Regions from separate parts of the Homo sapiens genome. Here region 1 is linked to region 2. Evidence: chromatin loops called from intact Hi-C (ENCODE). Cell type or tissue: chondrocyte. All regions are shown on one strand. Links, peaks and the distances in the headings refer to the core of each region. The heading gives the core; the rest is flanking DNA. Region 1 has its middle 100 kb from the start of LRRC3B. Region 2 holds the start of LRRC3B (leucine rich repeat containing 3B).

Evidence for each region. Peaks named below come from ENCODE experiments on the same cell type or tissue, not always from the same donor. Only the 100,000 strongest peaks of a DNase experiment are listed, where the experiment ranks them.
Region 1: it touches region 2 in a loop (2.0-fold over the local background); 3 of 110 quality-filtered maps call a loop at or near these places.

The regions. Positions count from the first base shown.
Region 1 is chr3:26,718,098-26,733,399 of GRCh38, reverse strand. No RefSeq gene overlaps it. Among named protein-coding and RNA genes, the nearest start is that of LRRC3B, 100 kb to the right of the region's middle. In chondrocyte, for the core only: no CTCF peak of the experiment used is centred there; no DNase peak of the experiment used is centred there.
Region 2 is chr3:26,618,773-26,634,074 of GRCh38, reverse strand. LRRC3B (leucine rich repeat containing 3B) reads right to left here and starts at 11,303. Exons shown (of 2, transcript NM_052953.4): 1 at 10,838-11,303. It overlaps LRRC3B-AS1 (LRRC3B antisense RNA 1), which reads left to right and starts at 11,312. Exons shown (of 4, transcript NR_183726.1): 1 at 11,312-11,474; 2 at 13,103-13,142; 3 at 14,227-14,373; 4 at 14,569-15,302. RefSeq lists enhancers at 8,892-9,861, 11,454-11,969. In chondrocyte, for the core only: no CTCF peak of the experiment used is centred there; DNase peaks (open chromatin) are centred at 8,742, 10,114, 10,854, 11,393 and 1 weaker place.

The DNA.
Region 1 (15,302 bases), core at 4,127-12,126, 100 kb before region 2:
GCCACATTAAAACAATGCCTAACTTGTGCTTGTGTCTCCTACACATTGAGTATGTGCCAACAAAGATAAATATAACATAGTTCTTGACTTTAATATTAAACAGCTATTTGATGGAGACAGAAAAGCACAGGATGATACTCACTATACAGTGTGGTATGTGCTTGTATACAATTAATGAACCACATTTAGAATAACCTAGTTTACATATTCAATTGACCAGAATAATTTCTTCTGAGATCATTTGTATAAAATGAAGATTGGCTGTATCTTGACCTGAAGCTGAGCTATAGCTCTTGGCGAAGTTGATTACAAATGCTAAATTTCATCATGATAGTTGTTCCTGGGCCTAACCACTTATTTTCCTGAGTGTATGGCCTCCAACTGAATTATAACGTTTCCAATCTTTGGACACTAGGCGGTTCTCCTGGAAGAGTGCTGTGGAATTCCAGAAACCTCTGAAATAAAAGAAGCAATCTGTCCTTGAGAAAGCATTATTTCGACAGAGTTTTCAAAATTGCTGTGCTTTTTTTTTTCTTTAGAAGGGAAATAGACCAATCTTTGTCCTCCTCCAATTTTTAAAGTGATAAAAGTCACCTATAAGGAGAACTGTCAACTTGAACATTACAGATAAAAATAGGAAACTTCCTCCAAGTTATGAGTTTCCATTCTTCCCTTCATCTCCAGCTCCAAAGAAACTGAGAAGTCTTGAAGCATCCTATAAACCAAATGCGACATTCCATTGAAAACGAGATAGGATTTCATGAAAAGAATCTGTCTCTGAAAAATCAGGAAAGATGTATTTCTCTAGAATATATTCTAAGGTGGCTTTGTACTTGGCAGCAAAAGGGGAGAAGGAAGAAAGGGTTGAAAGGGAGAGGAAAGAATGACAATTGAAAATAGAAAAGGATAACTATAAGCATAAATAAAGGAAGTAATAGGCTAAAGTATGCAATTTCAGGAATAATTTTGCAAATTGTAGAAACATGTTATTATTGTGACACCTGCAATTCCTTGATCTTATTTTTTAATGTAGTAAAACTTTAGAAAGGATTAAAAAGACTAAATAATGCAGAGTGTTAGGCATCTCATTGGAAAGGCCTGCTTTTTAAGAATAAGAGAGCGAAATATTATGTGGCAGAGAGAAGCTTTTATGAAAGGTTCCATTTGTGTTGATTGAGGCTTTTCAAATCTGTCCCTAACAAAAGGATTTGTATTTGGATTATCCAGATTAATTTGCTGAGCCGAGGACTAGTTTCTTCTTTTCCTTTCTGTTTTTTTTTTGTTTGTTTCTTTGTGTGTTTTTTTCAATTAAACCTAATGCTTAAACCCAAAGCCTAGATATCCAAGTAAAATTTGCTGACTGCTGATTTAAGGAGAAGGCTTCAATGGCTGGGACTCAAAATTGGACTCTACTAAGAATGGTGGGATGAGTGAGAGGTTTGTTATTAATTCTAGTGAGGATGGGACTGTTTCTGGAATTGTTTCACAATGGTTTCAAGGAATATAACTTTTAAAGAAATGATTCTTAGTGTCTCTAGAGACCCACATGCAATAATAATAAGAAATAAATTGGAATAGAGCTTCAGTGGGAAACTGAAAACCAGATTTACCTGTATGGAATGAGTACAGTATGAAAATGATGGAAATGATGTCAATGTTTTAAATTATTTCTTTTTTGGGTAAATAAAGATGTCATTTATAAGACAAGGCATTTCTTTTTTTTATTATTGCTATACTTTAAGTTTTAGGGTACATGTGCACAATGTGCAGGTTAGTTACATATGTATACATGTGCCATGCTGGTGCGCTGCACCCGCTAACTCATCATCTAGCATTAGGTATATCTCCCAATGCTATCCCTCCCCACTCCCCCCACCCCACAACAGTACCCAGAGTGTGATGTTCCCCTTCCTGTGTCCATGTGTTCTCATTGTTCAATTCCCACATATGAGTGAGAATATGTGGTGTTTGGTTTTTTGTTCTTGCGATAGTTTACTGAGAATGATGATTTCCAATTTCATCCATGTCCCTACAAAGGACATGAACTCATCCTTTTTTATGGCTGCATAGTATTCCATGGTGTATATGTGCCCCATTTTCTTAATCCAGTCTATCATTGTTGGACATTTGGGTTGGTTCCAAGTCTTTGCTATTGTGAATAGTGCCGCAATAAACATACGTGTGCATGTGTCTTTATAGCAGCATGATTTATAGTCCTTTGGGTATATACCCAGTAATGGGATGGCTGGGTCAAATGGTATTTCTAGTTCAAGATCCCTGAGGAATAGCCACACTGACTTCCACAATGGTTGAACTAGTTTACAGTCCCACCAACAGTGTAAAAGTGTTCCTATTTCTCCACATCCTCTCCAGCACCTGTTGTTTCCTGACTTTTTAATGATTGCCATTCTAACTGGTGTGAGATGGTATCTCATTGTGGTTTTGATTTGCATTTCTCTGATGGCCAGTGATGGTGAGCATTTTTTCATGTGTTTTTTGGCTGCATAAATGTCTTCTTTTGAGAAGTGTCTGTTCATGTCCTTTGCCCACTTTTTGATGGGGTTGTTTGTTTTTTTCTTGTAAATTTGTTTGAGCTCAATGTAGATTCTGGATATTAGCCCTTTGTCAGATGAGTAGGTTGAGAAAATTTTCTCCCATTTTGTAGGTTGCCTGTTCACTCTGATGGTAGTTTCTTTTGCTGTGCAGAAGCTCTTTAGTTTAATTAGATCCCATTTGTCAATTTTGGCTTTTGTGCCATTGCTTTTGGTGTTTTAGACATGAAGTCCTTGCCCATGCCTATGTCCTGAATGGTAATGCCTAGGTTTTCTTCTAGGGTTTTTATGGTTTTAGGTCTAACATTTAAGTCTTTAATCCATCTTGAATTGATTTTTGTATAAGGTGTAAGGAAGGGATCCAGTTTCAGCTTTCTACATATGGCTATCCAGTTTTCCCAGCACCATTTATTAAATAGGGAATCCTTTCCCCATTGCTTGTTTTTCTCAGGTTTGTCAAAGATCAGATAGTTGTAGGTATGCGGCGTTATTTCTGAGGGCTCTGTTCTGTTCCATTGATCTATATCTCTGTTTTGGTACCAGTACCATGCTGTTTTGGTTACTGTAGCCTTGTAGTATAGTTTGAAGTCAGGTAGTGTGATGCCTCCAGCTTTGTTCTTTTGGCTTAGGATTGACTTGGTGATGCGGGCTCTTTTTTGGTTCCATAAGAACTTTAAAGTAGTTTTTTCCAATTATGTGAAGAAAGTCATACTCCAAGACACATAATTGTCAGATTCACCAAAGTTGAAATGAAGGAAAAAATGGTAAGGGCAGCCAGAGACAAAGGTCGGGTTACCCTCAAAGGGAAGCCCATCAGACTAACAGCAGATCTTTCGGCAGAAACTCTACAAGCCAGAAGAGAGTGGGGGCCAATATTCAACATTCTCAAAGAAAAGAATTTTCAACCCAGAATTTCATATCCAGCCAAACTAAGCTTCATAAGTGAAGGAGAAATAAAATATTTTACAGACAAGCAAATGCTGAGAGATTTTGTCACCCCTAGGTCTGCCCTAAAAGAGCTCCTGAAGGAAGCGCTAAACATGGAAAGGAACAACCAGTACCAGCCACTGCAAAATCATGCCAAAATGTAAAGAACATTGAGACTAGGAAGAAACTGCATCAACTAACGAGCAAAATAACCAGCTAACATCATAATGACAGGATCAAATTCACACATAACAATATTAACTTTAAATGTAAATGGACTAAATGCTCCAATTAAAAGACACAGACTGGCAAATTGGATAAAGAGTCAAGACCCATCAGTGTGCTGTATTCAGGAAACCCATTGCACATGCAGAGACACACATAGGCTCAAAATAAAAGGATGGAGGAAGATCTACCAAGCAAATGGAAAACAAAAAAAGGCAGGGGATGCAATCCTAGTCTCTGATAAAACAGACTTTAAACCAACAAAGATCAAAAGAGACAAAGAAGGCCATTACATAATGGTAAAGGGATCAATTCAACAAGAAGAGCTAACTATCCTACATATATATGCACCCAATACAGGAGCACCCAGATTCATAAAGCAACTCCTGAGTGACCTACAAAGAGACTTAGACTCCCACACATTAATAATGGGAGACTTTAACACCCCACTGTCAACATTAGACAGAACAACGTGACAGAAAGTCAACAAGGATACCCAGGAATTGAACTCAGCTCTGCACGAAGCAGACCTAATAGACATCTACAGAACTCTCCATCCCAAATCAACAGAATATACATTTTTTTCAGCCCCACAGCACACCTATTCCAAAATTGACCACATAGTTGGAAGTAAAGCTCTCCTCAGCAAATGTAAAAGAACAGAAATTATAACAAACTATCTCTCAGACCACAGTGCAATCAAACTAGAACTCAGGATTAAGAATCTCACTCAAAACCGCTCAACTACATGGAAACTGAACAACCTGCTCCTGAATGACTACTGGGTACATAACGAAATGAAGGCAGAAATAAAGATGTTCTTTGAAACCAATGAGAACAAAGACACAACATACCAGAATATCTGGGACACATTCAAAGCAGTGTGTAGAGGGAAATTTATAGCACTAAATTCCCACAAGAGAAAGCAGGAAAGATCCAAAATTGACACCCTAACATCACAATTAAAAGAACTAGAAAAGCAAGAGCAAACACATTCAAAAGCTAGCAGAAGGCAAGAAATAACTAAAATCAGAGCAGAACTGAAGGAAATAGAGATGCAAAAAACCCTTCAAAAAATTAATGAATCCAGGAGCTGGTTTTTTGAAAGGATCAACAAAATTGATAAACCGCTAGCAAGACTAATAAAGAAAAAAAGAGAGAAGAATCAAATAGACGCAATAAAAAATGATAAAGGGGATATCACCACCGATCCCACAGAAATACAAACTACCCTCAGAGAATACTACAAACACCTCTACGCAAATAAACTAGAAAATCTAGAAGAAATGGATAAATTCCTTGACACATACACCCTCCCAGGACTAAACCAGGAAGAAGTTGAATCTCTGAATAGACCAATAACAGGTTCTGAAATTGTGGCAATAATCAATAGCTTACCAACCAAAAAGAGTCCAGGACCAGATGGATTCACAGCCGAATTCTACCAGAGGTACAAGGAGGAACTGGTACCATTCCTTCTGAAACTATTCCAATCAATAGAAAAAGACAAGGTATTTCTGAAATATGAGAAAACTTGATTCTTTCTGCTCACCAGGTCAGCACCAATTGTTGTCCCCTGCAGAACATGCTGGGTGGGGGAATTTTATCCCTAGACATATGGTTGAAATTCATTAGGGGTATGATTAACTAAAGGAAGAATTGTCCCAGCTGGACACAATCTATGTTCTCACCATTCAGCTAGAGGAAAAGCAGGAAAGGCCATTTCACCTAAGTCACCTACTCATCGATATATGGCCCACCTGGAAATCCCAAGGACTGGGATTAAGGCAGTGCCTCTGATTTCTCAGAACCAATAGATCTCTTTAATTACACACCTGATACTATATAAAGATGCCTCTGGAACCTGAAACTTTACTACAGTCTGATCCAAAGTTATTTACCCAAATTCACCTCCCTGTACACTCACCTTCCACTCTACTGACCCTATGGAGACTGATCATATTTCTAAGGCTTAATTTTGCCTCTTGTATCTGATTTTTCAGGTCTCATTTTTTATTTCAACTTTAAAAAATGAAATCTTACCCTGTTGCCCAGGCTGGAGTGCAGTGACACAATTCTGGCTCACTGTATCCTCTGCCTCCCTGGTTCAAGCAATTTTCATGCCTCAGCCTCCTGAGTAGCTGGGATTACAGGTGCCCACCACCATGCCTGGCTAATTTTTGTATTTTTAGTAGAGACGGGGTTTCACTGTGTTGGCTAGGCTGTTCTCGAATTCCTGACCTCAAGTGATCCTCCCACCTGGTCCTCCCAAAGTGCTGGGATTACAGACATGAGCCACCGTGCACAGCCTCCCATCGCTTTCTGACATAAAAATGGACCAGTGTCATGGTTCACAATCTTCTTGCACATTGAAGTCACTTGAGGAACCTAAATTAACTTGAGTCCCACCCTTCAAAATGCTGAGTTAATTGGTCCAAGGTGTGGCATGGGCACTGGGACTTTTAAAGTTCCCCAAGGTGATTCTAATGCGTGGTCAAGATTGAGACCCACTGGACTAAATTCTAAAGGCCACAGAATTCACACCATTTTTGCCCTAGCCTTTTCTCCCTTACTCTTACTCCCTCTTCTCCATCTCCATTTCCTGCTAAATTTCCTTGGGTAATGACCTACATGAGAAACTGCTGTGGAGGCTTTGACTCCATTTGGAGTGAACTGAACATCTGTATTTTGGGCCTCCACCTGATGGCTGGTACAGTTTTGTGGACCTTCTGCTCAGGGTGCCTGATGCAAGGCATTGACTGCTTGGGCAAGGTTTTCTACTCGATATTTGACTTGTTGGCCATCCCACAGATCGGGCCCAAACTGATTTTCTTGATTTATTTTTTCATGTTGAAATAGTTCTGTAACTGGAAAACATAACTGAAGCATAGCAACCAAAGAAGGAACTGCCCTGCACTACTAGTTTTTCTCTGCTCACAGGTTTGCTCTCTGAGGAAAAGTTGGCAGGTTGGAGGGAATCATTCTGTGCTTCCCACTGTGTGTCTGGCCTCAGAGAGAAGCTCCTTCCTGACCGGTGGTTTGTTGTGAGGGTGCTACCTCTGCTTACTGATAATCAGGAATAAAGGAAATCCACTTCTATATTAAGTGGAATTCAAAGAAGAATTTCAATGTCCTTACCTAAAGGGGTTTGAGAGATTACTCCAAAGGAGTAGAGAGCTGAGGAGGGGAATAGGGTGTTTGGCACCAGGTCCTATACCCAGTTTTAGGTAACGCCCATGAAACAAGTAATACTCTGGAAGGCGTCCTTCCTAGAAGGAGCTTTCACCAGGACATTCTGTTGCTTGTTTCCCATCCTACTTCTGAAACTTTTTCCCCTTTAGTTCTTTTTTACTCAGGTCCCCACTGTTCACTTTTTTTAATTTGGGGAACCACCAGATTTACCAAGAATATGATCAACTCTTAGTCTCTTATTTTCCCCTTTTTATGCCCTATAAATTTGATACTCGTGGGCATCAGTTGGCAACGTTTTTATCCTTTGCTTTGTTGATATTGCTCTGATCTCAGTGTCCAAAAGCTTGGACATTGTGTGGGGGATGAGCTTGGTTCCCATTCACTCAGAAAGGGGAAGAATGAGAGAGGGGTTCTATTCCAAGCAGTAAATTGTTCCCTTTAGGGATATTTAAATTCAAACACATCACAATACCATAAGGTTTAATTTCTTTCCTAAGTCTCAAGTCTGAAAGTCTTGAGAAACAACTATTCCTCATGTTAATTTAATTTTGGTTTTCTTTCATAAACTAATAGCATGGCCTTACAATGACTACAAAAGCATTCACCCCTTTCCCCGAGTTAATTCAAAAAGCATTTGTATTACCATGACAGAGACTCTCTAAGCCCAAATCACAAATTCCTAATCCCTGGAAGAGACTAATCAATACAACACAATGTTAGTTATCTCAAGTTTCTAACTAAAGGAAAGCATTGTATCCTTCAGAATTTTTGGTGAGGGTGAGCTATTGAGGTAAATTAATCAGACATAAAGATAATATTTTTCATTTGGTTTAAAAATGAAGTCTCTATTTCAAAATAGTAACTAAGGAACAGTGCATGTGTTTGTGTGTGTGTGCATGAATGCACATGTGTGTATGTTAAAAAATGATACCTAGAAGCTATTTACCTCAGTCATAAAACACTTCTAAATTATCAGTGAATGTTCTGTATCTCTCCTGTTCACAATGGAGTTGGAATGCTGTCTCCAAACACAATTTATTTTATCCTGAAGGTTAGGAACTTCTTTTAGCTTACTAACGTGATTTTCGTCCATTAATCCAGGCTCTTAAACCTATATTTCAATTTCTAGTTCTAATATTTTGACATAGAACCACACCTTAACAGTAGGAATGAATTTGACTTCATGTCTTCCTAACAGCATGAATACCATTTTTCTATTTCTATAGTGAGGATTTTTTTTTTTTATTTGAAAGGTATCATTATTTTCCTTTAGTGATCATATTTTATGCCACATTTCAACTCTATGCCTCAGATATTTGTCGCTTCAACATTGCTTTGTCAAGTCTTTTTTATACCATGACTCTCTTTTTATTCTGCAAATAATGAACAAGAGCATCAAGGGAAAACTGACACTTTTCATGAGTTTATTTCTGAGATGGGAATTCATTTACATTGTATCTACTGTATTTTAGTGTCACACTGGGTACACTGCATTTCATAGATCGGAAATTCAAACATTGATAATGTTGTTCAAAAGGTAACTGGGACAAAATTGCTATCTTTTATTATGAGAAATCCTTTGATTTAATTTGCATACTTTCAGTACGATGCATAAAAGACAATTTATTTGAAAGGCTCACAGGCATTTCTTGCAGGACAACATGTGCCTATTTATCTACATGTTTCTTTCCTTCTTGAAATAAGGGGCAAGAAACATGTAGAGTATTCTTAAATGCGAAAGCACAGGTATTTGCTCACCCTGTTCTCACACCTGGCTGACCAAATTTCTTCTCTTTTCAGACTCAATTATTACCTTCTTCAAGGAGTCACCAACAATTCTCCTTGTGCACACTGAGTTTCCCCTTCCTTCATATAGTTCTGGGGTTTTGTCTTCTCAAAAATACTGCAGTTTCCTTAATTTTAGGGACCATATTTTATAATTCTTATACTTTTATTGTATTAAGTGTACAGTAAATTCATTTCACTTTCGCATTCATTCAAATAATATTTCATTAAACACAAGTTTGTTGAAAGTCCTTTAAATGTGAGGCATCATACTAAGTACTGTGAAGGCTACAGTGAACAATACACCCCTGCTTCTTATTTAGTGTAATGACTGAAGATTCATGAAGAAGTGTTCCTCAGGAAGCAGCAGGAACCAACAACTGAGGATATACTATCTCCGTCTCTAGCTTTCTAAGAACCCTCAGAGGTCCTTTTTGAGCTCAAGCTTCCCCTCATCTACTTTTGGGTTTATATCTGGGCTCACAGGCCAAGAAGCTTCCAGGAAGTTTCCAGGAATACACTGTCAATAACACTGACATGTCCCTGAGGTGATCGCATAAGATCACGGTGGCATAAGAGATCCTAGAGATGTTGAGATAGTGATAGTGACTATGGAACTGGACTTTCATTTCTGTTTTCTTTATATTGTGGGCCACAGTGATCAGGAATCACATAGGCCAAACGCCCCTTTTTGCTGCAGTTATGGCTCTCACTCCTCTTCCCTATCCCTAGCTCCAAATGTCAGCTTCTGGACAGTACAGAAGCTGGCAACCCCTCTGCTTTGGAGAGAAGCAACTGTAAAGGTGTTTCTGGGCGGCTGGAAAGCAATATTAGGGTTTATTTTCCTTGAAAATTATAACATCAATTACCATTCATTATTTTTAATGTGGTGCTTATTTCTTTTGATCATACCCTGTTCAACACATTGTTAAGAGACGGGTTCTTGCCCAAGAGTTATAGGGATGACTAAACATACAACACCTTATACATACTGGGCAGATGACATTGATAGCCATTTATTAGTCACATATACTCACATCCCCAGGGAGAAGAATACCACACACCATATAAGGTTACACAGGGGCTGTATTCAGGAACAGCACAAACAACTAATGGCTATGGTTGGCACGCTTTATAGTACCAAGAAGGTGAGTTCTCCTTACTATGTACTTTCTATATATTATCTCATTTAACCTTCTTAATAACTCTACTAGAGAGTTATTTTTATCTCTTATTTTACAGTTGAAGAAACTAAAGTTCATAGAATTTAAACCACCCCATGTAATTTTCTAATAAATGGAAAATCCAAGATTCAAACCTGGATCTCTATCTCTCTATAGTTGTGACATGTATAGTGACACAGATTGTAAAGCATTCCTTGTGAATCATACCAGGCCATGCTTCCAACTCACAATGCATGTTGACACTAGAATGTAGATGAGAAAGTGAGGTGTAGATTTGTGATGCTCCTGATGCCTACTCTTCTCAATGAACTGCAGCTCAACTGATGGAAAACCCTTGGGTACAGTGAGTACCTTGGTTCTTATGCAAAGTGCTAATATCTCACAAAACCTTAACAGCTTCTATTTCCCATGGATTATGTTTCCCTTAAGATTTTTGAAGTTATCATGCCAATCTCAGGGAGACATTTTAGATTAAAATGGGACATGTGACTTGGAATGGTTCAATTAAAGTCATCTATGGCTATTTTCAGAAGCGAGCTAAATATTAACTGATACTAATGCCTACCATTATTCATCTTTTATGTCAGAATCAGACTGAATACACAAGGGCATTTGCTATTGATGAATGGTTTTCCCAAAGAATTTTACAAAAGAAGAGCATAGGTTGTTTCTATACATATCACACAGATGGTGTATTTTCTCTTAAAATAAAGTGGTTGTCCCCTCCAGGCTCCGAATGCAGTGGCACTGATCAATTTCTCCACTGTTGATGGAGAGGAGCATTCACTTACAGCAGCAGACAGAAAATTTTAGATCACTCTTTTTCTCATCCCTTTATTTTAGGTATATCTTATGGGTTTTAGCAGTTAGCTATTGCTGCCATAATACTGCATAAGAAACAACCTAAATGTCTCAGTGGCTTAAAAGAGGGAACAGTTATTTCTCTTGATTGTTGTTCTGCAAGTCAGCAAGGATGACTCTGCTTCAAGCTGCTAGGTGGTCCACTTCAGGGGACTCAAGGAGTCAGTTTCATGAGTCTGCCAGCCTTGTTAGATCAGTGGCTACCTGGTATATGTTCTTCTAATAATGAATAGCAGAAGTGTAGGAGGGTATGTGGAAACATTTGACACCCTGGCTCTGAAAGGACACACTGCTACTTTTGACCAGTGGGAGGTACTGCAAATCCCTTGGCACTGGGTAAGAAGTGATAGGGCTATGATCTAATCTGCCACAGGGCACCCAACGTACTGGTACAGGGACATTTGTTTTCCTGCTTTTGGCTCTTTAAATTTTGCCTCCTGATTCCTCTTTCTATATATCTAAATCTATATTGATATCTATGTCTATATATAAAATCACAGCAAATAGCTATATGAAGAGCCACGTTAGAGTATATTTAATTTAGGCAAAGCTAAACCCTCAAAAAAGATTAAAATTACACCAAGATTACTTCACCCCCAAAGCTGATATTTTTCTTATGTTTTATATTTTTCTTTCAGGATGAATAAAAAAGTTGTGTTTTGGAGATATCTCCACTGTTTAGGAAGAACCAGAAACTAAATTTATTGCATACAGAAAAGTCTGTATGTTATAGCTAAATCACCCAATTTTCCATAGAGAAGAGAAATGTACGCATTCATGAATTGGATTAAAGCATGTGCCCAGAATGTGATGCATTTTAATTTATTGTCTTAAGTAAGATCTTTTTATCTTAAAATGGTTAGTAGATTCTTGTTACTGGCAGTGTACTGTAATATAGGTGAGAATCGAACGTGAATGTAGTTATTAATATTAAATTGTCAAGTCTATTACTTATGATGAACAAGAGTTTTTATCACATCATGGTAGATGGTTAAAACATACAAATAATTACCTTTAACAAATCTAATGTTCCTTAATTTGTAAAATGCTCAGCTACTTTTCTGCATGAGCAGAAGAGTAGGTAAATTCAGGACAGGAAGTAGGTAAATTCAGGACTGCCAGTACAGACTTGGAAATAGATTATATGATGCTGATACATCACACTCATCAGCACTGAGTGTCAGAAGACTGAGGTTATGGTCCCCATTCTACCTTACTAACTTTGAAAGGCTGGTAAGACACTAAAAGTTTGGGGGCATGGAAGATTATAATGGTACATAGTGTAAGTTCTCAAGCTTAATTAACCCAAGTGTTAATTATCATGATGATGAAAAACATGTAGACGTGTATTATCCTGGCATGGGGCAGCGTTGCACAGCTGTGGTTTGGTGATGTGACCTATAGAGTCAGAATGCTTGAACTGCAATCCCCTGCTCTACCACTTGAAGAAGGTGTGACCACAGATGAGTTTATTACCCTCTCTGAATTTCATTTCTTTCATCTGTAAAATATGAATTGTAATGTATCTACTTCAGAGTGTTGCTGTGAAGAGTAATCAAAGAAGGCATGAAAAATGCTTAGCATGATACCTGGCACATAGTAAATCCTTAATAACTGTTGTTAGCTAAAAGTTATCATTTTCATTATTTTAAAGTGTGCTGAATTTATGCAACACTAAAGGGTCCCAGAGGGCATTTTATTACATTGAGTCTTAAAAACAATGTACTTCATTTCATTTTGAAAACCAGGCATTAATCCTTTATGCCATTTTTTGTTGGTCTTTTAGACTCCATGGGATGGTATCCGAGTGGCTTGGAAAATAATATTTAGTTGTGTTCACCCACCTTTAAAAGACATCTCTTTTGGTGAATTCCAGGTACAGCATGCCACACCCTAATCTCCTGAATAAAAAGCTCAGACATTACCTAGGTTTTTCAAGAAACAGGTCCACACATGTGTGGAGATGTAGAAGGTGCTAGAAGGGCAGAGGTTCCAGCTGATTACAACTCTCAGGTCAAAAATTACACAAGAAATGTAATAAATGACATTAACAGGAGCTCAGTCATTTTCTTGCAAGGTGATAAGTGGTTATAGTTTTTGATATAAAGCCTTCATTAAAGGATGTCTTCAAATAAAATTAACTCCATTCTTTTCTGACAACCAATATAAAAGATTTGAGACCATTTATTCTGTGATACAGTTTAAATCAAACCTATTTTTGGCTAGATCAGGTTCAACTTGACAGTGAAACTATGTTGCTGGCTAGAATAATTAAGCTGGTTTTACAAAGCCTCTGACTCCATGTATTTTAATCATGAGCTTCATAATCATTAAATTTAAGGGCCAGAGCACAATAACTACAAAAATGATGATAATGATAGACAGACAGATAGGGAGATAGATAGATAGATAGCATCTAACATATGCCTGATTGCATCTCCCAAGCATCTCTCAAATTCACCTACTTTCTGTCTCCACTGCCACAACTCTGGTCTATGCCTCTAGCTTTTGTTCACCTGGAATTAGTGCAATAAATACCCGGGCTACTTATATCTAATTTTCCCCCCACTCTTGACAATTCATTCTGAATGCTGCTGCCAGTTAGCTTTCAGAAATACAAAGTTGATCACACACTCCCATCTCAGCTTGAAGCTCTTCAAAGGATTGCAGTGGGGTGGAGTGGCGGGTTAGAAGGATGTTGTTTCCAGGAATTCAAGATAAGAGAGGTAGGAACCTAGTGGGTTATGAGTATGTAGACGAGAGATTATTCCAGAAAACTGGACAAGGTTGATCTGGAAGGGCCATATCAGCATGAAGGGGTCTGGCCTGAACATTATTGAGAGGGGCATAGGGAGTTATTAAATGTATCTCAACAATGTGCATAATATGTCGCTTTTATATGAAATTTTAGAAACGTATGTGCAGGGAGAGAGAAGAGGTCTAAAAGAAAGCACAGAATAGGAAAGAATACTTATTTCTTAGTGGCTTTGGAATAATTTATAATTTCTCCTAGTGTCTTTTAATATTGCTCTCATTTTCTACATGATTTTATACCCTCCAATTTTTAAACGTTGAAGTTATTTTTGTTCTGTAAGCAAACTAAAACAAAAGCAAAAGTCCTGAGCTCTTTTTTTTTTTTTTTTTTACCACTCCACAAGGCAAATTAAAATACTGAGTTAATTGGGCCCCTCTGCTCTTGTCTCTTATTGTAGCTAAATCTCTGGCCCAATGAACTGTTTTCTAATAGGCTTCCCACTGTCTCTGGTTTCCAAATTTCTTGCCTGAAGAAGTCTTTTTGAGTCTCTTACTGGCGGAACCATAGCCCCTGCTAGCTGAGCCGAGCCAGCTGTGAGTATCATTGACCGAATGGTAAGCCGATTGTAATTACAGTGTTTTTGTTACTCTTTGAGAGGAAAGGGACAAGAGCCATCATTTACAATCCTGGTCAGAGTTTTCAGATCTCCCAACCTCAGAAGTGATCATTGGAGTTGTAAACAGAGCCAATCTACTGTGAAAATTGCTGGAAGGGAATTAATAAAGCCTTCTCATTTTTTTCCCTGTTTTTAAGGAAAACTATTTTAATGGGTATTTGGGATTTTTATCTCTGAGGAAAATTCCTAATGAAGCTGGGCCAGGGGGTAGAATAAGAATTCAAATATAATTAAATGCAGATAATTATATAATTCTCCCAATTAAGATATTTCATGATATATGGCTATTTCCCCTTTAAAATAGTTATCTGGAAATAGAGGCAGCATGATCTAATCATGTATTCATTTTTTCTCATTTGTTCTCATGTATCTACACATAAGTTCTCATTTCTCAGAGGTACGACACATGCTTCTCAGCACAGGGCATTTCCAAAAGACAGAGGTAGATCTGTTTCAAAGGCAAAGTTGCCCCTGAAAACTAAGGGCAACACAGAAAGATACACATATAGCACTCAAAATGGGATGGTATTAATTGATCATTTGCACTTCCTACAATTTTCCCATATTGCCTACTAAGAAAACCTTCCAAAAGTCCTTGGAGAAAAAGGGTTAATACAGTGTAGTAGTTTGCTGGAATGTCATAACTAAATAATAGCACAGACTGCGTGGATTAAATACCAGAAATTGATTTTCTCAGCTCTTTTGAAGCTAGAAGTTCAAGATCAAAGTGCTGGCATGTTTGCTTTCTTCTGAGGCCTCTCTCCTTGGCTTGCAGATGGCTGACTTCTCACTGAGCCTTTGAACACTTACATCCTTGGTGGCTCTCTGTGTGTCCTATTCACCTTTCTTAAGATATCAGTCAGATTGGATTAGGGCCCACTCTAATAGCTTCACTTTTGACTTATCTCTTTAAAGGCACTGTTTCAAAATACAGTCACATTCTGAGGCACTAGGGCTTAGGGCTTCAACATATTACTTTTTGTCATAATTCAGCCCGTCATATATAGCATCAGTTGGAAAGCACAAATTGACAAAATGAAACAATAAAGCAACTAAGATATTATTCGCTCTCTTATAACAATAGCAACAGTGATAAGATAATCTTCCAAATCTGAGTAAACAGATAAATATGGGCCTTTTTCACT
Region 2 (15,302 bases), core at 5,881-13,880:
GGCAACCCAGGGCTCCACTTTGCTGTGGAAAGCTGAATATAGCCTGCATATGTGTTTTATTTTGTTTTGTTTTATTTTGTTTTTAATTTAATTAGTTCTACCATGTTTTAATTGAATTAGTTCTACAAAACATTAGGAGCTTACACATAAAAATATGGATTTCTGACACTTTTTGGAAAACCCAAAGTTCCCTATATTGGTGCAGGCAACAGGAAAATTTTAAAAAAAGGACTAAAAGGAAACTGCAGCTCACTCCCTGGAAGATCTTGCCATAACCCAGAGCTGATCAAAGATGTCCTCTGTCTGTGACCTCATGCTCAGCTGCATAAAACCCTAACAAGTCATTATTCTGTTCCCTTTTCCTGTGTCTGTGCTTTCCCTCCTCCTGGGATATTCCTATCTGTCTTATCAATTTTGTGGGTATATGTAATCATCTTCCAGGATTCGGTTCAAATGTCCCTGGTTCCATGAAAAATTGACCATGAAGTCAATTCTGATACCCCTGGAATAACCAGGCTTTGTTCAGGGTTCTTGAACATTTTCTTATGCTTGTTTTACAAACCTGTTTTCATATGTGCATATTCAGTGCTGAGTACACTGTAAGCAATCAATAATATTTTGTTCTATACTAATAATAATAACTTAAGTAGTACTTCTCATGTGCCAGATACTGTTAAAAAGCACCTTGTTCATGTTAATTCATTTAAGCCTCACAACTACCTATTATTATACCCATTTCACATAGAGAAAACTGAGGCATACTAAAGGTTAGAAAAATTTCCCACAGTCACTCACTCAGCTATTAAATGGCCGACTAATTAGAACTTAGTCGGGCTACCTTTGGATGAATGGGTGGATGGGTAGGTGGATGAATAATTAGATGGAAGAAAGGGAGAGAGAGAGAAGAAGAGAAAGGAAGAAGAGAGGGGAGGACAGATAAACTGTCAGCAATAGGGAATGGCAGTGGAGGCAGATGTGAAAGAGCGCTTTCTGTTGCAGGAACATCAAGTCTTTTGGTGGGGCAGGGGCAGTGGTATATGCTTGTAAACTCTACAACCAGCTTTCTAGGGGAAAATGCTTGCTTTGTAGTATAAATAGTGGTGTAAATCCTCCTACCATGGCTGATTTCATGATGCCAACACAATATCTGATCACAGAGTTGGAGAGAAAAAATGTGGACAATCGTCAGCACAGGCCAGTTCGAACACACCAGAGCACAGGGTATGCCAAGGAAAATGGCAGGTAAAGCGACAGGTAACAGCCAGGTGACAAAGGACTGTGGAGGCCAAAGCAACTCCATCTTGGATGCTAATCCACCATGTTGACTTCTGATTAACTTCAGTTCCTGGAAGGCCTCTAAGATTTCCCACTTATCTAATGTTCCTTGTGTAAGAACAGGTACTTACTTACTATAAATCCTGCCCTTAGGTCAAACAAACTTGATGTTACCCTACTTCAATAGTTCTACAAATCCTTTCTGAATCACCCCTTTCCTACCATATATAAACCCTGGGTCTAGGGGGTAACGGCTCGGGGATCCACCATCTTGTCTCGCCATCGCCCGAGATACAGATATGGCTTCTGTTCAGAAGTCCCAATTATAGGTTTCTTTCTGATAAACTAGATTTGTCAGCCTCTTTCTTCAGCCTCTCAGCTTCCTTGAACTTTGAGATAGGTTTGCATAGACCTGCCCATTGCTAAACAAGGATCTATTAAGCCATACTAAGGATGTAATCCTCTTATATGCAAGCAGGAGTGATTTAAAGGTTTTTAGCAGAGAGTAATATGATCATATGGTTATAAAGAGTTGGACACAAGATGGGCACATAGTCAAAATCTTAGGAACCTTCTTCATCTTCCAACATCTTGCCCGCATGGCAATTATTGCTGCAAGAAAAGTTATTAATTGTTTCACCCCTTTGTACCTTGTCCCTTTACCAGTCAGCTATTGCTCTTTTTGTGTCACTCCCCCTCATCCTTTTATTGTAGGCTCCCAGAAGTGCTCCAGATGTAACAGACCCTCAGGACTGCAGAGTGTCCATCTATCATTGTTGGATCTGTAACATATAAGGGCTGGAAGCCCTAAGCAAAGAAATGAGTCTGAGTCAACTTAAACAGAGAAGACATCATATGGAGTAAAAATAAAACAATGTCAGACACATCCTTGACATTATAAACCCATATAACTGAAAGGGATTTTAGAAACCATTTAACTCCTAATTTCCCTCTTACGGGGGAAGTAGAGCCCAGAACATTTGATGTAACCAGCCCAGTGCCACAGAGATGGTTAGAGTCAAAGCTGGAACTAGAACTAGGTTGCCTGGTTCCCAAATAGTCTATGTGCACAAAAAGAGGGCATTTTCTGAGATGTTGCCACCCCTACAAGGTCAAAGCCTTTCTTAGAAGAGTTTTCTTCTTCTACTAAGCAGGTTCTATTTCATCAAATAGAACAAACAAAAACATGCTAATTTCCAAGACAGGGACATTCTGTTATCTTCTCCCAACACTGGATAACATGAGCCATCTGTTTAGGAAACACTCCATGACCACAGTTCCCTCTTTATCACTTAGGGCCTTATTATCTACTTTAAAAATTCTTCAGATCCTGACCTTTTCCCATGGTTCTCCATCTACCTGCCTGTGCCAAAGCCATTTCCTGATAACTGGGAAGTGGGAAGGGAAACGAAGTGAATCTTTAAAAACTATTTTGGCAAGTCTACTTAAGAGAAATTGTTGGAGGGGAAGTTGAAACTTTTGGCTGAAATGCAATGTAGTCTGATAATTCACCCTCATTTCAGGTGATATTGGCCAAGGCTACAGTGAACCTAGCCAAGGGGGCCACTGGGAGCTAAAACACAAGCGAATGTTCATCGGGCCAGGATCCAGGAGGCTATTGCTTCTCCAAGGAGGCACATTTTTCATTTCTCACAAAGGCATCCCATATCTTGGTTGTGGCCCTGATAAAGGATCCTTTTCCAGCTGAAGGTCTTCTCTACTTTCCAATACCAGTATCCACAGTCTTGATCCCTAAGAACAGAGCAGAAAAAGCCAATTCCCTGAGCCAGAGAAGTGAAAACTGGTCTGGGGAGGAAGATCCCAAAGTGCTAACACAGCTAGAAGATCCCAGAGAGCTAAAGCAGCTGTATTACCATTTGCCCGGGCCTGTCCTGATTTATACCTACTGTCTTGGAAAAACAACTGAGAGCCCTTTCATTCTCCAAAGTGTCCCAGTGGGAAATGATAAATTTTATGGTTACCATTGTCTGCAGTTCTTGGGGTTAGAGACCTCCAAGGCATCTACCAATAGAATTCAAGGCATCCACCAATAGAATTCAAGGCATCCATGAACTTGCATGGAAAAAAAAGTCGCAACTTTGTTTGTGAAGCTTAAATGGCAATGTACCATCTCATTCCCATTTGAACACAGGCCATAAACCTCAATAGTAGCCATACTAGTGATTATGTCACCAATATAAATATTTTCATATCACAATACAGCTGCCACAGTTATCTCATAGTAGCATTTATGCCCATTCCTACTTCGAAACAATAGTAGCCACTAGTCCCACTACAAGATCTTGTTATAGAGGCATTATTATGTAAGAGGCACATATATTAGTAACAGTGGTTTCTTTTATAAGTCGATAAACAGATATTTCAATAAAATTGGTTTGTGCTATAATCTTATGTATTATATTTTATGCATTTAAACACCATTCCAGGGCCCGCAGGCTTTGTCAGACTGTCAAAGGGCACTATGGAGTAAATCAGAGTAGAAGACCTTGGCCTGGAGATTGATAAAGCCACATTAATGTGGCACTCTGATATGTGAGAAAGAGACCTTGCCCTCTGGCTGGGGAGCTAGGCTGCCTTTGAACTGATCTATGCTATGAGGTATTATTTAGTACATTCCTCTTCCTTATAAGCCCTCTTCTTTCAGTCTTTATTACTCCCATTCTCTTTTTTTTGTCTTCTCTTATTCTTATGGGATTTTTTTTTCCCCTTATCCTTTGGTTTAGGTTTACTATCAGATATCTCTTAGTCTTACTGTGCTAAGTATTGGGTTCTCTTCCTTTGGATAGATTTTTTTTTTTTTTTTTTTTGCCATGCTTCTCTTACACCTCTTTCTCTCCTGCCCCCACCTTTCCCACCTTTCTCTGCTGTTGTCTGCTGCCAATTGCTTGGCCCTCCTGACTTGGCTGGCCACACACCATACCCCTTTCACAGGTTTTGTAGCAGAAACATTGGGTATCAACAGTCCACAGTACATCTTCCCTTTGGGAATCATTTTCAGTTTACTAACAGACACTGTTTCTGAGCCACAGTTAAAATAACAAACTAGCCACCCCAATAAAAAACCACACAACACATAGCAGCAGGAAAATAAAAACTTTGAAACCCTAAGCTTAAATATAATTGTGGAAAGGGTGAAAAGTATTCCACTTAATAATCCCTGATGGCCAGACATCTAGAGAAGATCAGCAGCCTGGACCAGGACTCTTCTCAGTGTATAAATTCCCAGTGCAGCATAGGGAAAGCATACTGCTTAGTCACCGCTAACAGGGGGAGCCCTCTGTAGCAGGCCTATACAATGATTATTTCTCCAAATCAGAGCTCAGGTTAGAAGACTCAGGGGAAAGCCATGAGACCTCATGACCTTTGTGCTTTAGCTTTAGAGAACTATGCACTGTGCCTTCAGCACTGTCCTCGCCAGAGGACGTATTTGTCCTGAAATATTATAGCAGTCTCTCCCAGTAAGTTACTGAATACTTCTTCTATCAATGACCTAAAATTGGAAGGAAGAAGGGAAGAAAGGAAGAAAGGAAGGAAGGGAGGAAGAGTGGGAGGGAGTGAGGGAGGGAAGGAAGGAAGGACGCAGGGAGGGAGGGGGAGGGGTAGAGGAGGAAAAGAGAATAAAAGGAAACTAATCTGTATTTGAAAACATACTTACCACTTTGTCAAATATTACTCCATGGTTGAGAATAGCTTCACATTTTTAAATAATATTTGTTTCCATTTTATTTCTAATAAAAGGCACCTAAAGCATTTTTTAAACTGTCTGAAAAGGTAGTGACATTTGCACTGGACAAGTATTAACATAAAAGGTAGCTTAGAGAGCTTAGGATCAAATGAAACTGTAAATTTCATAACCTTTCCTAATCTGTTCATTTATCCTCCTAAAGAATAAAATCTGTTTTTATTTGTGGAGGATTTTTTTTTTTTTTTTTTAGTATTTACTCATTTATCTATTTTGAAAGAACTAAATGGCCCTTACTATTAACTTACCACCTGTGGTGGAGAAATAGTATGTTCAAGCCTATCAGCTTTTGAGAAGATTCCAGATTTCATTCTCATATGAAATGGCCATTTCATATGTCATTATCATGTTGAGATGTATTAATTCACTAAGTTTTTATAAAGTATATGTAGATATATACTAACATCTCAGAGCTTCCATCATGGCTCCAAACCATTTATCAAATAAAGTTCATCAAAGTCACAATCTTCAGATAATAAAATGAATACAAAATTTATTAATCTTATGGATTATTCAAATCTAAATATAGATTAAGATATTTTATATTTTTTTAAATAAAATCAATAAGGGTAAAGCTTCTCAGGTCCTACTCTGAGCTTTTTTTTTTTTTTTTCCAGTATCTTCTTCAAACTCTTTCTACAGAACCTTATTATTTAGCTTCTCTTGCTATTAAAATTAATCAAGATCAGATATTCCGAATCTTGATTATTTTTTTTCAAATATCTTACCCAAGACTTTTAACTCATACTATGTATTGTATAAACATATCTATTCATTGTGTTCTGAATAAAAGTTTTTATTTTTCCATATCCTTTGTCTTAGAGCATATTGCTTAATAATAATTGTTATTCTAAATGTCAATGAACTCATATTTATATGATTTAAGATAAAGGTACACCCCAAAGAATCTCCCCAGCAGACGTGTCATGTGGGACTTTTGATATTGCACCACCTAGCAGCCACAGTAAAATAAGTAGAGGGGATTGGACCACATAAGTAAGATGAGGATAGAGCTCCCCTGAATAAACTGGGAATTGGAAACCAGAATGTCTGCCCAGGTTCCAAAGGATTCCCCTTCCTGTGGTTCCTAGGACATAGACCATTTCTTTTGGATATTGTCACACTTAACTTCAGTGTTATGTCTCTTTTCTTTAACACTGCTGCAACTCAACTAAGCCGGTATCCCCACCTCCAGAAGGTCACCCTTCTGGATGATCTGGTTTTGAATGGCTCTTCCTGAAGAGTGGGGCAGCTGTGCAAGTTTTTCCTACTTGCATAAAAACAAAATTGACTTCTAATGAATTCTCCGGAAAATGAATGCTTCTCCTTGAGATAACTGGGGTCTTGGGGATTCAGAACAGTCAACCTGACACAAAACGCAGACTGAGGTCGAGGGTAGGAAAAAAAGGAAGAGGAGGAGCAGCTCTTAGTGCACGTTGGCTCTCTGTGGGCATTTTGGTCACACTTGGGTGCCTCAGCAGCCAAGCCTCACCTCCATCTTCCTCCACCTCATCCCTCCTCTGACAATATTGTTGCCTCACTCTCTTCTTTTCTTCCTCCACTATAGGATGGCCTAGGTCCTCACTATAGGATGGCCTAGGTCCTAGTGTGCCACAGCATTAGAGATGGAAATCCTATTCCAGGTGACCTAAAAGGCACCAGGTTTCCACTATCTGTCTATGACTCTTGCCCCGCTGATCTGATTCTGAAAAACAGGATTCTTCTATCCCTCCTCCCTGTTTACCCTGGCTGACTTTTTGTTGGTTTGTCTCCAAGGGGAGGACATCCTGGTACTACAGCTACAGAGAAAAGACATGAGGTGTTCTTGGAAACTAGAACTTTGTCCCACAAAAACGCTTAAAGGTATATGAAATCCTCAAGTGACTGCAGAAAGTCCCCTTTGTTGAAGGGGCCAGGTAGGCGAGGAAGTGGCAAATATTATCGGAAGTGACAAAGAACTATTTTTCCTCTTTCTGAGCCCCAAGTACAGAAATATATTGTTTTGCCTCAGCTTTACATCAGCATAAACTTTAATGAAAAGTCAAGAATCCAGGAGAAATCCAAGAATTTATGCCACTGTATTCAAAAGAATGTTTCCTGTGATAGGAAAAATTCCCTGTTATTTTCACAAATACCTGGGAGTGCAGAAGGATGAAGCAACTCAATCTAACAGAAGACTGCTAAAATCATTAGAAATCATTTAATCTTATTTAGAATCATCCAGAGGTTTGCATAGTTAATTTTTGTTGATTTGAAGGCTTACAAATATTCTGCAATGTTTTATTTTTGCAAAAAGAGTCACATTTGTGGTAGCTTATTCATTATATATGATATAGAGTTTTTCTGGTTATGCTGATTGAGAAGCATTTATACGAAAATAAGCAAAACAGTCTTTTTAAAAATAAAAAGCCTTTTCCTAATTAATTTTAAGATGTTAAAAAAACAGCAGGAGTGAGCATAATTTATTTATGTATAATGGTACCATATTTGAGCAAGGGTCAAAAGGCAGTGGTTCCAGCATTAGTTATGCTACAAATGCACCAAATGGCCTTGAGCTCAGCATTGAATCTCCTCCCTGAGTCTGGATTGGGTGGGATAATATCTGAGATCCCTCTTAGCTCTAACTAATTATGTGACTCAATTCAGAGAGAGGCTTTCATTTGCAGAATACAACTGCTACATAAAACTGCCTCTAGTTTTTGACTACAGAGCAAATCTCTGTTCATATTTGGATCCCTCCTTCCATTTACCTTCCTATTTAAAAAGGGAATGTCTACAAAAGGTTCAGAAGAGAAGTCCATTACCAGTAGCCAGTTCTCCAAATCGATTTCCTCTACTAGTATTCCACTATACCAAGGTGTACCCCAACAAACTTTGAGACAGGCGATATGTAACATCAGTCTCCCTAATACTCTAGTCACAGGGGCTCACAGGCCAGGACTGGCACTTATAGTACGCCGCTGCAGTTTGGAGTAAAGGGTGAGGGGCCTCACTCATGCTTCCTTCCAGACAAATGGTTTTTAGTACCAAATAGGGCTGGGAGTATGGGACACACTCAGTGTTCTCTGATCACCAGACCACTCAGCCCCACCATTTCCTGGCTGAATGTCAATAAGCAAATAACTTGAATTCTTCAATACTGGGTTTCTCCATCTATAACATGAGATAAATAACTCTACCCATTTTTCAGGGTTGTTGTGAGGGTTAAATCTAACACAAACACACACAACATCAAAGATAGTGTCTGGCACATAGTAAGAACTCCACAACTGCTAGCTAGCACTGATTGTTACATTACTATTTGTCTCCCCAGAACAGTTCAGCAACCTGAAATAAATCCACCTTGGTGTGGATTTGGAGTCTTTCCTCAAGTTGCCAAGGAACATGGTCTAATTTGTTTCTACATGCAAAAAGAAGTGGCCAGAGCGCAAATTCAGGCGATAGATAAGCACCCAGAAAGAAATGAGCCTTGGGGGGGTCAGAGCTAAATCTCGTGGAGTGCGAGTTTCAAGTCTAGGATCCTACCTCAGGTATCCAGGTACTTCTGAAGAAGCCCGGCTCTCTCACCAGGCCTGGTCTGTGAGGGTGTGGCCTTTGTGCTCAGGAGCTGCACCAGGAGCCTGCGCACAGGGAATCCCCGTTCTGCTCCTTGGGGCTCTGGAGTTTGCCACCGCTAGGCAGGGAGCTAGCTGCTCCAGGGGTGCCCCAGAATGGGAGGGACTGACCTCGGGATTTCTCCCGGGAGCCCTGGCGAGTCGACGTTTCCTCCGATGTGGCCAAGGCGAGGGACCCAGAAAAAGGAACTGCTCTGAATTTTGCTTTTTCCCAACTGGTACAAGGCAGCAGGAGTCCTCTGTAGGGCACCCGCGGAGAAAGTAAGAAAAGCCTGCACGTGGAAGGTCTGAACAGGGAGGACCTAAAGGTTGTACAGGGTTCCAAACCCACCCAACCTCCAAATGTTTCCCTATAGGGCTACTAGGAACCAGGGATCCACTCTCAGCCAAAGGCACCTCTGGGAGAGGAGCATGCACCTCCTCAGGGAGAGAAGGGTTAAGTGAGGTGCTTACTGGCCTTGGCAGTCACTGTGCCCCCACCAGGAAATAGGGGGCTTGATGGATAAAAGGGAGGGGAGGCTGCCTCTTCGAAACAGCCGACTAAGCCCCCTCCCGCAAACGGTCTTGCACTCCAGATTGCTGGGGTGCAAAGGAGAAAAGAGCCTCCCCCTCCTGCATTCGCCAGAGCATCTGGAGCCACAAGAAGAATCTACCTGGGAGCTGCAAGGTGGGCAGATCCACCTCTGTCTGGGCTCCCAGGTCTAAGAGCTGGGTCTCCCCTCACCCGAGGCCCACACCTCCTAGCTCTGCGTTTCCCTGCACGCCCTCCAGCTCTGCGCTCCCCAGCCTCCCGGGCGCAGCACAGGGCTCCCCCCACTCCCTCGCTCCGCCCAGGTGCGATTTGTGGAGGGGCGGGGGAAAGTGGCTCCCACCGCAGCCTCCGCTCCTGCGCTCTCCTCCAACCACTTTGGACCCCTGTTTACTCGCCGCGCGCTGGGGACTCCCCTCTACCCCGCACACACGTCTCCCCCTGGGAGGCAGGAGTCCCCTTCCTACACTGCGGCTGTGGAAACATCCTTGACTCCTGAGTGCCTGGCAGGGAAGGTGGGCGTGGGTCTACCGACCTGGCTGCAGAGGTGAAGGAGCGTAGAAGCAAGCGGGTGCCAGAGAAGAGAGCAGACTATGGTCCTCTTAGAGCTTGGAGAAGCATCCCTAGTCCACGATCTGACCATTCAGTCACCACCCAAGATGCCAACGCATTCAGATTCTCGCGGGGAGGTTTGTTTGCTTCTGGGGAGGAAGATCGCCCCATCCCAGGCACTCAGCAGCCTGCCTTCCCAAGTACCCAAGGGCCCGGCATTCCGGGGCTCCATTCCTTGTCTCCACGCGCCCCCAGGTACCCAGCCCCTCCCCCATCTGTATTTACATACCCAGGCCAGCGCCCTCCGGACTCAAATCCCTTTTCCTCTTCGTCAGATGGCCTCTCAGGGCTGGCCGCTCGCCCACATTAGCAGTACCTTTTCATTTCCCTCAACCGTGGGCAGATCTACCCGACCCTCAGCTTCCTCCTCCACCGCACGAGCAGCCTTTCCCTCCCTGAGCCACTTACTTCACCCACCCATATCTGCACTTGCAGTTCCCACGGCGCACAGCCGCAAGCCACTCCAAAGGTTTCATTGCCGAGTTGGGGGTGGCGTGTGCAAGGATGGACTGACTCCCATCGCGCTGGACGAAGCTTCAGGGGTGGCCGCAGCCATCCTCCATGTCCCACCTCTCTTATTTCACCTTCTCTGTCCCTACCCAGCTCCTAGAGGCAGGACGAGCACTGCTGGGTCCCAAACCCTCGCCTCAGGAGCCAGAGCTGCGGGGAGTGAAAAGTCGACTGGCAAGAACACACAGAGAGAAATGGGCAGATGCATATGGCAAGAGGGGCTGGGGGAAGGGCAAGAACTAAACCTGCAAGTTGCACAGCACGGGGTGAGCACCGCGCAGGGAAGGGGTCACAAAAGTTTGCAGACTATTGTATAGCAGCCGGCTGAACAGGAGCGAAGAGGGTCGACTCTCTCTCTCCAGGAGGAGGTCTCTCCCAGGGTCTGCGCAAAAGGGATCAGGGAGGCTTAGACAGGCACGGCTTAGAACTGGTGTAATAGTTCTCCTCTACTTGTTCCTTGGAGGGACGGCCTAGGTACCCGGGCAGAGGGATGATCCCGCGCTCTGCGAAAAGCAACAGGCGGCTGCACCTTACCTTGCGCCAGTCCCGGGCCGGGGTGGCTGCTCCATCCTCGTGGCTCAGGGAGGAGGCGTTGGGTGCGTATGCTTAGGGGTGTGCCCGCTGCCAGGGCTGCAGCGGCCGCCACCTCCAACCAGCTGCAAGCCGAGCTGCCCACCTGGGACCGGGCCGGCCCGGCGGGCTTGGCTCCCGGCGAAGGCGGCGGCGTTGGTGCGCGGCGGCTGGGGCGCGGGACGCAGGCAGTGCGTGGCGCGGCTGGCGTCTTCGGGCGCCGCCACCGAGCGAGGGTGCGGCCCCGGGCGGCCGTGCGGGGCACGACTTGGCTCGCGTTGCTGCGGCGGCCGCTGCAGACCCTGCTCCAGGCGCCGTAGCCTTGCAGGAAGAGCAGACAAAGACAGGAGAGAGGCAAAGCGCCGCTTGCCCAGAGATGCAGTCGGCTCAGTCAATAGAGGGAAATCGCCTCCAAACCCAGGCTGGGAATGAGGGAGGAGGGGCGAGGCGGCTGGGGACTAGAAAAAGCAGCAGGGAATTAACGTGACAGTCAGAGCCCAGCCAGTGCCTCGCCGGCGCTGCTCTCTCGCCTCGCGGTTGCGGGGTCCGGAATGGAGAGAGGAGGCGGGGGCTGAGCGTTGGCTGCCGGAGACCAGCTGAGGTAGGAGTATTAACTCCCTCTGCTGCTCTCGCCTGCCTTCCTCGCACCCCCTTACACAGCTCTACTTGCAGCAGGCTATGGCCCCATTCTTTCTCCTATTTTTCTAACTACTGAGATCAGAGCTGAATTAAGCTGGTGAAAGGAGCAAAACGTGCAAGGGATTGATTGCCCTCCTTGGGGGAAAAGCGGAGGCTTAAAATCAATTCGACAAATGAGTGTTTACTGGGTGCTGAGTACTGTGCTCCGCTATTGTGAGGGAGGGTTATGAATAAGGTACCCCCCTCCCGCCCCAGGGTCCGTTGTCTGATCTCAGAATCAGTTTCCCCTGCAGTTCTGGAAGCCCAAAGTTTCGGGGTTGAGTTGTGGTCCCTGATCCCGATCCTCAACCAATCTAGCTTTCTAAATCAGAAGAAGGTGGAATTCAATTTTCCTTTCTCCTTCCTGGGATGACTTTAACCTGCAGCCGAAATGGAGTCTATAGGCCCCTTAAAAAAGCGCGCGCACGCCAGTGTGTGTGTGTGCGAGCGCGCTCGCGTGCGCGCGTGTGTTTTAAGAGTAAGTCAAATTAATGGTTTTAGTGATGTTCTTATTTCATGATTTTAATTATTTACCATATCTGCAGTAGACACCAGTTTGGGGCAGAGGAACCCGCCTCTCCAGACTCTACAAATACCACCTTTTTTTCTAAAGCTTTTTTCCGCTACCCCAGTCCTCTGACTCGAGGCAGAAATCTTTCCCCTCTCTTTGCCCTCTCAGAATTTTATTTGCCAATCACTTGCGGAACTTATATATTTATAGATTTATCTCTTCACTCACATATGAGTATTCCCTGTGCTTTTTGTTTGTTTGTTCTCACTGCAACATCCAGCAGTGTTTTGTATCTAATGGGTACTCAAGGAAAGCTTATCCAGTTGAAGGTCATTTTCTCCTTCTGTATGAGCTAAATCTCAGTGTCTCTAGAATTAAAGAGACTCCAGGGATGGAACTTTTGATTTAGGGTGTGGTGGAGGGAACCACACATACAGTTAGACTCACAGCCCCTTTACTGGAAAGGTAATAAAGTATTTAATTCATTTTGGTCTCTAGACAATCAACCTTCTCCCACTGACCACCCACCTCTGTTTCCTGAATTCCCAAAAGCAAAAGAAAACCAAACTGCTAAGCAACTGCCTAGAGCAAGACATGTATGTTCAGCTGCCAACACCTAGAGCAAACCCATTCCAAGTGGAGAATGACCAAAAAATCTTGATTATTTCTTGACCTGTGTCAAGTATGTTGAAAGCCTGCCAAAGTTTCCTCATTTCTATTGAAGCACTCTTATTCTGGATGCATTTTAGAACAGTTTGAACAGTGTTACATTGCTCAGAGGTGAAGAAAATTGCTTTGTAGTTTAAGGATATTTAAGATTTGTTTGTTTGTTTGTTTGTTTTCTGTCCCACCTTCTACAAATTGCACGATAGATACCTCAGATCAGGAATGCTGCATGAAAAAGTATGTCCATAATGCAGGAGATTAGACTAAATGACTCTTAAGATATCTTCTGTCTCTTAGACGTTATGATACTGTGATTTAAAAGATTGCGGTTTAAAGTTTTTTTTTTTTTTAATTTTTGTTTTTGTTTTTTAAAGGAGATTTTAGAACACAAACATAGATACATGTGGATAGCAGGTATGTAATTTGGTGTCGTTTTTCTGAAGGGAAATTTGGCATGCTATTGAAAGCATAACATTTTTGCATTTCATTTTTCCAGTGACTCTAATTCTTCAAATTCATCCTCAGGAAATAACTAAGGTTGAGCAACAAGATTTATCTACCTGGATATTCATTGTAGTGTTGTTTATATTAGTGAAAAATTGAAAAGAAACAAAACTAAACTCAAATGTCTACCAAGAGAGGAATGGTAAAATATTTTGTAAATCTATACAATGGAATATCAGTCAGACACTAAAATGTTGTAGGTGAATATTATCATGATTTATGGTTGTAATATAATTTTAGTCAAAAATTTCAGATGCACAAAGTGAGAAGTAGAATAGTAAAAAATAAAATCTGGAGTTGACAAATCTGGGTTTGAAACCAGGCATTTCTACTTGCTGACTATGTGATTATGGACCTGAACCTCCAATACATCGACTGTATAATTGGGTTGATGTTATTTACATTGTAGTATTGTTGCGATTAAGTGAAATAGCATTTATGAAGCCCTTAGCATGGTGCCTAATGCATAGTAAAATCTCAATATATTAAATAGATTTATTTGGCAAACAAATGTATAAACATGAGTTTAAGGTATGATATATTTTCTGGTAAAAATATATACATATATAGACTCATTTCTACAGTAAGATATACTTCAATATTACCAGTGGCTATCTCTGTTGGCACTGGGATTTGGGGTGTCTTAAAAAAATTCTGTAGTAATCATAAAGTAAAATTATATAGTAAATAACAGCGGAATTTGTTTTTAATTTAATTGTCTTTTAATTAAAATACGACTAACTATGGACATAGGAAACCTCTAGATTTGGAAGTTTTCTGTTTTTGTTGATTCATCAACAAGTCATCAACATTACTTGTTGACTGTTGGTGTCACCCATGCTATAAAAAGGATAAATGACAGGGCATGGAGTTTGTCACCTCTGATATAAACTTAGATTTGTTTTGTAGCAACCAGAAGTCAAGTCCAGCTCAGCAAAATATGCTGTTTAATATAAAGAGCTGATTCGTTGCTACCCTTGCCTTCTCTTGACAGCCAATACAGAGAGAGGGAGAGAGAAAAAGGAGGGATCAGAAGCTATATTTGTAACTTTTGATTAGTGAACTACAGAAGGAAGCCTAACACTGCAGGACCATGACCTTCACATCTACTTTAGTGGCCCCTCTGGGTCAGAGATGGATGGTTTGTACAAGTTTTCTATGTATATTAAAAATGTTATAGAAATACAGGGGGGAATATGATTTATGGTGTTTTCAGTTTAACTTTCTTTAGAAATAGGGGCACGCGATTTAAAAATCAATATGTTCCAGAACACTTTTCATGTAAAGGAAATTCTTTGAATTTTAAATTGTATTCTCTCTCTGACACTCTTTACAGAAATGGAAATGCATTTCTCTGAGCCCAGGAATTGAGTTTCTGAAATCTGAATCACTGGGGTGCCTGAAACTCTGCTGTCTAATGGATGAATGGGTCGAAAATGTGAAGATATGATTACCATGAATCCTTTGTACAAGGTGATCCAGTTAACTACTAATAACAAACCATCCTTAAACTTCTTGGCTTAAGATAACAGCCATCATTTATTTAGCCTGAATCTAAAATTTGGACAAGGCTCACTGAGTAATGCGCACCTCTGATCCACTTCCCACATGGCTCGCCATATACCTGACAGGCTGTGTTGGCTGTTGGCTATTGGTTGAGCATCCGACAGGAGTTGAGAACCAGGGACCTTAGTTTCTCTCCATGCGGGGCTCTCCCTGTGCATCACACCATAGGTTCTCAAAGACTTCCTCACCGCATAGCGGTTGGGTTCACCAGGAGAGCTCCAACAGGGGTCAGACCCTTTCCAGATAATGAAAACCTGAACAATTTAGCCTTATCAATTGTACAAATTCATCCAGTCTTCAAACAGTATCATAAATTTTAGCCCAGAACACACCAGGCAAACTGAACCAGTGAACTAACGAATCATTTGAACGATTTAGGCAAATGGATCAATTTTTCTTTTATATGTTGAGATAATTTCATCAACAATTGGAGTCTTAGTCAATTAAATGAATTCACAATAGTTTCTATATTAAAAAAATTAATGATGTCTTCACATAGGGAAG